Regions from separate parts of the Mus musculus genome. Here region 2 is linked to region 1. The links are chromatin loops, found by intact Hi-C in ENCODE. Cell type or tissue: left cerebral cortex. All regions are shown on one strand. Links, peaks and the distances in the headings refer to the core of each region. The heading gives the core; the rest is flanking DNA.

What was found. A loop is a pair of places that touch in the nucleus more often than their neighbours do. Peaks named below come from ENCODE experiments on the same cell type or tissue, not always from the same donor. Only the 100,000 strongest peaks of a DNase experiment are listed, where the experiment ranks them.
Region 2: a loop joins it to region 1, with 1.8 times the contacts of the local background. A loop is called at or near these places in 4 of 42 quality-filtered maps.

What each region holds. Positions count from the first base shown.
Region 1 is chr12:29,696,600-29,701,981 of GRCm38, forward strand. All of the region lies in intron 3 of Myt1l (myelin transcription factor 1-like), which reads left to right. Among named protein-coding and RNA genes, the nearest start is that of C630031E19Rik, 13 kb to the left of the region's middle. In left cerebral cortex, for the core only: no CTCF peak of the experiment used is centred there; DNase peaks (open chromatin) are centred at 1,105, 1,660, 2,626 and 4,932; H3K27ac peaks cover 3,854 bases.
Region 2 is chr12:29,767,880-29,773,261 of GRCm38, forward strand. The region is part of intron 4 of Myt1l (myelin transcription factor 1-like); the gene reads left to right. Among named protein-coding and RNA genes, the nearest start is that of C630031E19Rik, 84 kb to the left of the region's middle. In left cerebral cortex, for the core only: no CTCF peak of the experiment used is centred there; DNase peaks (open chromatin) are centred at 2,898, 4,094 and 4,702; H3K27ac peaks cover 1,486 bases.

The DNA of each region.
Region 1 (5,382 bases), core at 85-5,084:
CTCCCATTGAAGTGTTTATAATGGGCTGAGTGACCTGGGATCCCACTCTGGGTGGGAAGATTTCTCCTTCAGGATGGTGACTGCTGTGGGTGGGACAAGAAGCCTCTTGATGGCAAAGGGCAGACACAACTTCCGTTGGCCTCTTGCCTCCTGCTCCAGAGAACCTGAGTCTACAGGGCTCCTGAAGGGGTGAGGGTATAAGAAATGCCTCTTATGCTATTCAGAGCTATTGTTGACACACTGCAGAGGGAAGTCCTTCAAGCCAAACATTAGCCATGCAGTCTGCCCCAGCAAGGCAGCCTCTTCGCCACTTGTCATATGATGTCCTTCCCTAGGACACTTCATCTGCCACCACTGACGGACTCACCAGCTTCCTCAAAAATCTAGCCTTCATGTTTCTTTTTAGTTTTATGTTGTTGTTAAAATATTTCACTAGTTTTAAATTTTTAACTAGGTGATTCCATCCTCAATATAGTAGTTGAGTTTAGTACTTTGGTAGTATTCAGAACAGAGTCATTCACAGCTTCAAAATGAGACTTGCTACCCATGGGAAATGCTTCCGTTTTCTTTCTTTTCCACGTAGCCCTGTTTAGGGTTTTTTTTTTTTCATGAATTCTGAGCATATTAATCATTTTTCTTAACTACTGGGTACCCATTGTGAGGAGGTAATATGTTCAAAATGTAACTTGAACAGTAATGTTTGTTATACAGTCAACAGTGTTATATCACATTAGTGGCAGTCACACACCCTTATAACAATTGTCACCAAATGTTGACATCATCTGATTCCAAAAATAGACCAGTCATAACCCTACTACCTGGTGTTTGGGGTCTGATATTCTGGAGTCTAGAAGCATGGAGCTATGGAGGAACACTCTCCTATATTCATAGCTCTGTTTGCCTAACAGTAATGTGAAGGCGTCCCGCAGTTGATCCCATTTCCTCATCTGAATCGGAGATGATACCTTCCTACCAGAACTCACCCGAGCCTCTGCTTCTGTTCCCTTTAAAAAAGGAGCTAGTTGGCCATCCTAGGAGCCTTGGTGAGGAAGGAAGGGCCACATGGCAATGAGCCAAAGAGGCAGAGCCCTTAACATGGTACTGGTATTTTCCGACAAGCCTGAAGGACCCACTTGGCAAAGTGGAGGCAATGGCGCATGCCCAAAGGATATAAGGAGCCCGTTTCAATGCTCCTTTCAACCTAAGACAGTAGTACTCGGTGCGTCAGATGATACCCTTGTCCTCTTGCTAATGGTAGCCAAGTGGTCGTTCAGGAGCCATCTCCTCTCTGCCCTATGGCCATTCTGCTATTGCTGTTCCTGCATCTCTAAAGGCTGGGGTGAAGAGAGGTGGCACTCCTCTGATGTATACTGTCACAGCAGCCATGTTACCTAGCTCTGGGATAAGCACTGGGACCCAGCACATACAGCTGCCCTGACAGAAGCAGGGCTGACCTTGTTTTAAGTGACTGGATGTGATTAATTTTTCAAATGTGGGTCCTTGGGAAGGCCATTGTGAATATATTTGTTTTGTTGCTGGATTATTGCAGTGTTGGGTGGTTTCTTTTCCACCCACACACAGAGATTTCTTTGAGAATTAAAGAGGAAGTAGGCAGGCTTTCTCTGGCACATGCAGACATGTGGAAGAATTTCTAAACCTCCTTTGGGGACGGTGTCCATAGCAACAGAGACTGTTCTGCAGAGGAATTCTCAATTAGCACCAAACACAGGAACATTGCTTGCCAGATTTCCTAGCCAGAGTGGTCACCATCACAGAGTGCAAGGTGCGCTGTGACACTATGTGATAGGAATACATCACGGTTAAAATGCTTGCACATCTATGATGCATGGGACTTTGAGACTATCGGAGTACCTTACATTGGAGGCTGGCTGTACACATTATAACTAGGTATAAGTTGTCACTGGAGCAGGATAAAGATGAGGGCCTGGCTCTGAGGTGACCTTGTAAAAATGACTTCCTATCCAGAGTCAGTGATTTAGGGGTTAAATTAATTAGATCTCTATGAAGTCATTATATACTATAGAGATCTAATTAACTTCGTCTATGTATCCCTGGGATGCATCGGCAGATGAAAAGGACACACAGACTGCCTCTTACATGATAAAAAGGGAGCTTGGGTATTCTTTTGTTACATAGTCACAAAGGCTCTAGAAGGATCTACAAAGAAACCAGCAATGTATACATATTTAGAATGACTGCGAATTAGGCAGATGAGCAATTAGCAAAGAAAAAGACTTTTCATAATAAATCCCAGCACACTATCTAATCCTAAACCATGCAGACATCTAATCAATAAAAATTTAACTTCCAAAGAAAATAAAATATGCATTTCCTTGATGGCCTTCCAGTTTGAGAGTAAACTATAAATCTTCCAGCACTAAGGTGTCATTCAAGCGTGTATTGGGCACCAACTACACCCGTGGCTCCTTGCCAAAAATGTATACATTTCATTTAAGGGGAGGCCTTTATACAGCAGGCACAAAAACAAGGAAATGCATTTGCATAGCGGTGAAAGTGCTCAGCTGAAGGGATTCGAGAAAGAAAATGACAGCCGCTATGGGGGATAAGGAAGGCTTCTGAGATAATGTGAGCCAAGAAAGGGCATGCCAGCAGGATGACGAACGTGTGCTTAATTTGCTCAGCAATCAAGAACCACTGAAGTGTTCGGAATGGGAGAAACTAATCATAGATCCTGCCTTTCAAGAAGGTGGTGGCTGGCGATCCTTGCACAGGAGGCGCAGCAGTAATAGCTGCCACCCCAGGATTTACGGACCAGATTACACGAAGGGCTCTAAATGCATTGTCTCCGTTAATCTTTAAAACACCCCTATCAATGAATAGATGGAAGGAAGGATGGACGAGTGGATGAATGGATGGATTTATCGCCTAGCAGAGCTCACAGCTATTGTAGTATTAAAATTTCATTCCGCATATGTTAAAAATGGGTCTTAGAGAGCTTAGACAGCCAGCATGTGGCCACGGAAAATACCACACATGAGAGGAGTGACTGATCCTTGACACTGAAGACAGCATGCCAGGCACTTGGTAATCGCACACTGCGCACACGGGTAGTCCTTGCCAGTGGGTGAAAGGATAATTACTACAAATGTGTGAGTCCTAAAAACACCTTTAATATGGAATTCACTTGCTCTCAAAGCCTACCCAGAAACCCAGAAACACATATACAAAATGTATGTATAAAATATCAAATGAATCCTATTGATACTTTTCTTAGATTGCAATGATTGTATGTTAAGTTCCTTTGAAGGTCCATGGATAAATCTTGCTGGGGTTAGCAAGCTGGAGGAATCCTTGCCCCTATCAGGTATAGAAAGCTACTGTGTACTCGGGGCAAGCACTCTCTGATATGTGAGGGGGTGAATTCTGGATGTTGACTTCCACAGAGCCAGTGCCCTCTTACATTTCTCATTCCCTTGTTAGACATTAAATATGGCAAGCAAACAGATAAATTAGGTCAACCTTTAATGGATCTATATGTCCGAGGAGAGGTAGGAGGGCATAGAGTATGTCCACAACACCTGGCATGAGGTGTCAACCTGGACCTCATTGAAGAGACTATTGTGTATAGATGGGCTTGGAGTGCAATATCAACTTCCAGGAGTGGCGAGGGACGATAGCAGGAGACTGGATGTGAGGCTGGGATGAGGTAAGGGTGTGGCAAGACTGAGGTGGGGTGAGGTAAGGTAGGGTTAGGTAGGGTTAGGTGAGGTAGGGGGATATGATGAAGGTGAGGTGGGCTGAGGGGAGAGTGAGGTAAGATAAGTGAGAAGAGAAGAGGTGAGGGTGAGGTGAGGGTGAGGTGAGGTGAGGTGAGTGAGGTGAGATAATCGAGGAGAGATGAGGAGGTGAGTGAGGGGAAAGAGGTAACGTGACATTGAGGTAGGAATGAGGTGGGGTGAGATAAGGTAAGATTAGGTAGGGTGAAGAAGGGTGAAGGTCAGGCGGAGTGAGTGAAGAGAGGTGAGGTGAATGAGGAGAGAGTGAGGAGAGGGTGAGGTGAGGGTGAGGTGAGGGTTGGGGTCATGTGAGTGTGAGAATGAGAATAAAGACGAAGGAGAAGATGGGGTGAGGATAAAGATGAGGATGAGGTGAGGGTGACAGTGAAGGTAAGGGGGAGATGAGGGTAAAGATGAAGGTGAGTTAAGGGTGAAGTGAGGTAAGGTAGGGTGAAGATGAGCATGAGGGGTGTGCTAAGGGTGAGCTGAGATGGAGCTGAAGATGCAGGTGATATGTGCTGAGGTGACCATGGGGGTAAGGGGAAAGATGAGAATGAGGGGAGGAAGTGTGAGGGGAGCTATGAGCTGAGGTGATCTTGGGAAAGGGACGAGGGTGGGGTGAGGTGAGATGAGGTGGGGTGGGGTGGGGTGAGGTGAGGTGAGGTGAGGTGAGGTGAGGTGAGGTGAGGTGAGGAGAAGTGAGGTGAGGTGAGGTGAGGTGAGGTGGGGTGGGGTGGGGTGAGGTGAGGTGAGGTGAGGTGAGCTGAGGTGAGGTGAATTAAAGTGAGGTGAGAAAGGAATAGCTCCCATTTCCCTCCCAGCTCCCAGTCCTCACATTTTATCTCCTGGAGCATAAGCATGTGTTTCTTCTCCTGGGTAGCAGAGGGCCCAGCCCTGCTTGGCTATGACACCCAGATCTTTCACAGATGCATCTCATCACCATCAACTCGGTCCCAGACTTTCTTAAACTCTAAACCTTCTTCCCTTGCACCACGGCTCTCAGTTCTGCAGAGACCAGGAACTGGACAGAGATAGCAGCTATACTGCCTCCATTGTGTTATGGCACTTCCATCGTTTAAGGGAAACAGTCGGTCTGGATGAGCAGGTGGCAGTTTAGCCACCTTGCCTCAACAGCAAATGACAAACAGGATCTGAGACTGGTTGTGAATAAGTCTTTGTGCCATGTAACAGGCAAGGGCTGCAAATGTGAGCACAGGGAATTTTCTGTGAAAACCCTGTTTTTTTCTGGGTACTTTTTCCTGAGATTCCATGGTAAGCCTTACCAAGCTTTCAGGGTTTAGGGAATGGTTTTCCAATGTTCGGTCTTCCAGACTTCCTTTTATGCTTTTCAAACTGAATAAAAACAAAGAGGCCAAAAAGGGAAGCTGCCCTTCCTCTGAAGGGCTATATCTAGATCTTTCATCTTGCTGAAAATCCCGAGATGGTCTGCTGAGAAGCAGGACTGAATCTGCTTCTGCAGGAAGGTCAACACTGGATGGGCAAAACCGCACCTGCTCCTGTGATTTAGTAACTTCCACTAGCGAGTGGCCGCTGGGGCTAAAGAAATCCTGTCGCTGTCACAGTGAGAGTGAACAAAGGAGCTAGCCTGCCTACCTTTGGGGGG
Region 2 (5,382 bases), core at 328-5,327, 72 kb after region 1:
CCCCTAAGGTCTATTCGCCCATGGTTGACAGTTTAACAGAGTTTCTATAGCACCTAAACTTTCTCCAGAATGAGAGAGAGCCTTTTGGCAGTGGGGTATATTATCATTTTTACTCAGAGCCCTGGCTGCTATGAGCTTTAATTAAACCTCTGTCGGGAAGGAAGCTGAAGTTGGCCCCCTAAAAGGTAGCTCTGAAGGACAAGGCTGATTTCAAAGTATTGGATCTGCACTCTGCTGTTAGTGAAGTGGCTTACCTCTCTTGACTGCCAGGGGTAAAGCAGGATTCTTGCACATCTTACCCCAGAGCCAGACAAATGCAAAACATGATGCCCTTCATCAACTCCCTCTCAGAAAGGTTCATTTTCATTTACAAGGGGCAATGAGGCGCTATGAGCCTCTTAGCAGTGAGCTACCATTTACTAGGCAATTGGGTGTGGAAAGAAAGAGGTGGGCAGCTACAATCCTGCCATATCGAAGGAATCTCACTAAGCCCAACAAATGCAGCCTTTGTGAGTCCTAAATGGCCTGTGTGGAAAGGAAGTTCCTGCTGTCGACACAGAAGTATGGGACACAAACAAGCTTTGGCTGCAGTGAACAAGAGCACCCCAGAAGGTATCAGGGTCCTCCTTTCTTGGCATAGCTCCTTGCCCTCCTCACCAGGGCACACACCTTCCCTTGAGAGTTTCTCCATGCTTTTGAATGCAAGATAGAAGTCAATGACAGGTGGGCAACTTGCCTCCAGGAGGGCACTCATTAGAGAAGACTCTAGCTCCTTCCTTTGAAACAACCTGACCTTCAAACAAGATTATAGCTACCAGTGCCTGAGAAGGCATAGTTCAGGAGTGTCTGCCACCCTAAAGTGGCCACTAACTCATGTACCAGGCTCAACCTACCATATAAGCTGAAGCTAGAGCATGTCACCCCAGGGACACCAGCTGGCTGCACTACCCTGCAATGCTTGCAGAGGCAGACTGCAAGGTGCAGAGCACCGCTAATAAGATAGCTATTAGATGTCCCTGCTTTTTCTGAGAAGCAATGACTCAGACAATGAAAATTCACCACTCACTCAAGGAAAGTCTAAACTACAAGGCAGGAATGAACACCCGATCCCAAACGGCCTGACCCCATGAAGATGAAGCAAGAATTGGGCTGGTCCACAGCTGCTCAGGGAGTTTGAGCATCTCCATTGCAGCATCTTGAGTGCTCTTTAAAGGAGTTCAAAATAATTTTTTTAAACATGATTTACATACCATAAAATTCATATACCTTAAACTTGATGTCCTCTGTCCAGTTTTGGTATTTAGGATGCATCTCTAACCACTGTGACTACATGGTGCATTTGAGCATATTGTTTTCTAAGTTTGATAAAATGCAATTGATCCAATTTTTTTATAACCGCTCTTATTTTTCACGTCAAGACTCAAAATGGTATGATTTACTTCTCTTGTTTTCTTTTTAAACAGTTTTACCTCATATTTAAAAATAATATTTTATGTGTCTATGCACAATGTACATGCAGTGCCTCCAGAAGCCAGGAGAAGGTGTTGAATCACCTGAGACTGGAGTTATAGATAGCTATGAGTTGCCATATGGGTGCAGGGAATCAAATCTGAGTCCCGGGCTAGAACAGGCAATGCTCTTGTTAAGCCATCTCTTCAGACATTAAGTTTGGATCCTTAAGCAAAGTTGAGATCCATTTTATATATGGTATAAGATAGGGGTACAAATTCGTTTCTTTGTGTTATAATACCATCTGGACCCAATACTATTTTCTACAAAGGTGTTTCACTCCTTTGAGTAGCCTGGACACCTTGGTAGAAAAGCAGTTAATGAAAACACCCAGGGAGGGGTTATTCTGGGACACTCTGGTCTGTCTCCTTAGCTTGATGTCTCATTTGGTGGCATTCCTTCTTGTTTCTGCTTTTCTACCCATTCTGAAGTAGAGTGTGTGAGTCCTACAACACCGCTCTCTATTCTCTGCTCTGCATATGGTTTCAAATAGTAAATGCTACAAAATCCTGAATGGCAGACCTTGGCCGTGATCTCGTACTTCCATTCCAAAGGGGGCTATGATCAGACAGTTGCAATGACGGAAGATCTAGCCTGTAATAACAAGATTCCACCCAGAGAAATGGATCTGCAGATGGCAAGGTAGGCAAGACATCAGGAGAAAGAACTACTTAGAGTATCTCTATTGTCCAGATAACCTTCTCTGCATCCACATGGCAAATCTCCTCTCTATGCAGATTATCACACCCTCCTCTAGGCCCTGAAGGCATATCCTCCTTTATACCTAGGCAATAGATTCTTCTATATACCCACACAGTATGCTTCTTCTAATCCCAGCCCCAAGCCTTTCTCCACTCCTAGGCAACAGACTCTCCCCTCCACATGACCCTCCACATATACAAATATCAGCCCACAATACAACAGAACTCTCTACAGTCATGCAGCAGGCCCTCCTCCACACCCAACAGAAGACCTGCATAACAACTAGAAAGTAAGCCCCCATCTATACCCAAACAGTAAAATAACATCTGTACCCTGTGAGAGTGCTCTCTTAAATACCCAGATAGCAGACTCCCCTTTATATCCTTACCTGTCTTGGAAAAATAAGCCCTCTTCTACACATGCACTGAGAAAGCCTTCCTCCATATACAGACAATAGGCTCTGCTCTACACCCTAACATCAGATCCTTTACATAGAAGATCTTTCACTAAAACAAGACAGCAGGCTCTCCTCTATACTCAGACACTGGACCCTCCCATAGTCTAAAAGAGCCCACCTTCCTACACACTCACACAAGCTGTCTACTTCTACCCAGGTTTCAGCTTTCTTCTGGACCCACACAGCAGCCCCTTCCCTGTACAAAGAGAGTAGGCTGCACTCTGGATGCACACAAAAGCCCCTCCTCTGCCCACTGCACACAGTATTCAACAGTAAGGCTATCTCTGCATGCAGACAGCTGACACTCCTCTATACCCAGACAGGAGGTTTTTCCCGACACCCAAGCAGCTTCCTTCCCTCTTAGGCAGCCAGCAGACCTTCTCCCACAATAGGGAGAAGACAATAGGGCCTCCTCTACAACCAGACTTCTTTCTATCCTCTACACTCAGCAGCAAGCTATTCATGAAGCCTTTCACAGTTATAGAGAACCTACTTTTGTCACTGTTTCCTTCAGCCCTCCTTAACTGTTGGGATATATTCTGCAGCAGAACGACCCTTTGACTATCCCCTGATCTTAAATATCATCTCAGGAGTTGTGCCATATTCCTCCTCCCACCCACTGTACCCACCACATATCACCTTCTGCCCAGAGAGACTCATCAAGAGTATGAATTCTCACACTGTATTGATCTAGTCTTTATTCTGTGCTTGAAATAAGCAAAACATGAAGACAGATTGATTTGCAACAGTTGATAGAGTATTTGCCTGGCCGTTTGAGACCCTGGGTTTTGTCCTCATTCACCTGAATTCCTAGCACTTGGAAAGCAAAGACAGAGGATTAGGGATTCAAGGTCACCTTGGTAAATACCAGGTTTGAGACCAGTGCTTATATAATGCCAGGGTAGCCAAGCATGGCAGCTACATACATAATGCCAGTGCTTAGGAGGAAAGAACATGAGAAATGCTCCAAGTTCAAGGACAACTTGAGCTAGACAGCACATACTGAGGCAGTCTCTCTCTCAAAGAACCCAATAATAAAAGATGAAAATGGCATGGAGAATAAGTACAGTTAAGGAAACTGTCAAGCCATCGCACAATGCTGTGCTGATTACCTAGAGTGAGAAAGAACATGGAGGAAGAAATGAGTGAGAAGAAGTTGGAAAAGAGGGCAAGTTTGGTGACAGAGGCCAGTACATAGTTATGAGGATGTACTCTGGTGGCAGGCCTCAGTGTCACAGGCCAGTACTTCCCAGGTGACCAGGACTGAACTCCGTATGGGAGATTCCATAGTGTACTATGTACTAAGGTTGAGCATTCATGCAAAAGGAGAGTCACACACAATTCCAGTAGACCAGACTGAGGATCAAGTCATTAGGCTGCTGGAAAGCTTAGGCTTCTGAGCAGCCAGAAACCAGAGTGACGCCAGCAGGGAGTGCTGGAGCAAAGCCACACCCTGGCCTTCTTAGACAGTCAGTGTCACACTGAGACTATCAATGGTGAGAGGAGATGAAGAGGCACGTCCTATATACAGGGCTTTGGACAATCTACAGTCCTTATTCAGAAGAGATGCAGAGCTGTCTCCTTAAAGAGGAAAGAAATCCAGGAAAGAGATAACTGGACACAGAGCCTCAGATTTATCCAAAAGAATGGTCTTCTGCTTAGGGAACCTCCAGATACCCTGGGAGGATGACCAAAAACAGACAAGTTTGACCTTCAGGTAGGGTGTGATTCTGGCTGTGGCAGAACATGCCCAGCCCTAGGGAACTAAGAACCCTGTACAGACATGCATGGAAGCAAGAGCTTCCAAAAGCAAATAAACAGAAATAAATTAGGTGTGAGACCTCATTTTCCTGAAATGTAGTTCCCAGAGGGTATTCCTGCCTCTGAGTTACTATTTTTAAAAATAGACTAAGAACCAAGAAAGAGGAGAGGCTCTGATCTGGCCACACAAAGCAGGACACCTCACCCATCTGTGGCTACAAGGGCTCTGCTATTCCTGATCCTGGCCCTGGGAGACAATAGGCTGTCTTCACCAGTGTGTTGTTCTGAGTCAGCTCAGCAGCCTGCAGGCAGGAACTCACTCTGTCTCAATGTCATTGCCTATTCTTCCATGCCTCTGAAGCATCATCTCACATAGCTTGTTAACAAAATAAAACCCCACAAATGAGTATGCTTTATGTGACAAGTGTAACAAGCAGAAAGCTCAGATCCAATTTCATTTCTGCCAAAAATGAGCTGGACCACAGTTGGTTTGCTTGTCACTCATTAATACATGATTTAATTGTTTAATTTTAAGCATTATGAACTATCAGCTTGTGTTTCTTGGTATTCTGACATTCAGTTGAGTGTTAGTTAGTTACAGAATCCTTCTTTTTTTTCAGAAGAATCTAAAAGGTAGAGTTACGGTGCAATTAAACTGCCGCCAATGTGTTAACTTGCTTACTTCTTATCTCTCAGATGTTGCTTTCTCATTTATTGATTGTTCAGTTGTAACCTTAATGTTGGCCATAGATTTTCTACTGACTTAAGAATAGTCTTAGAATTTCCCCATTCTCTTCTTTGATACTTCCTACTTTTCTTTATGCCCCAAATTATCTTTCTGCCTATTTTAAGAGTGACTATGCTAGCCTTGATCTCTATTATTTCTTTAAATTTGTCCATGGATGTGTGTAGCAGTATCTTATCTATCCCATTGCACTGAGCTGCTAGGGCCC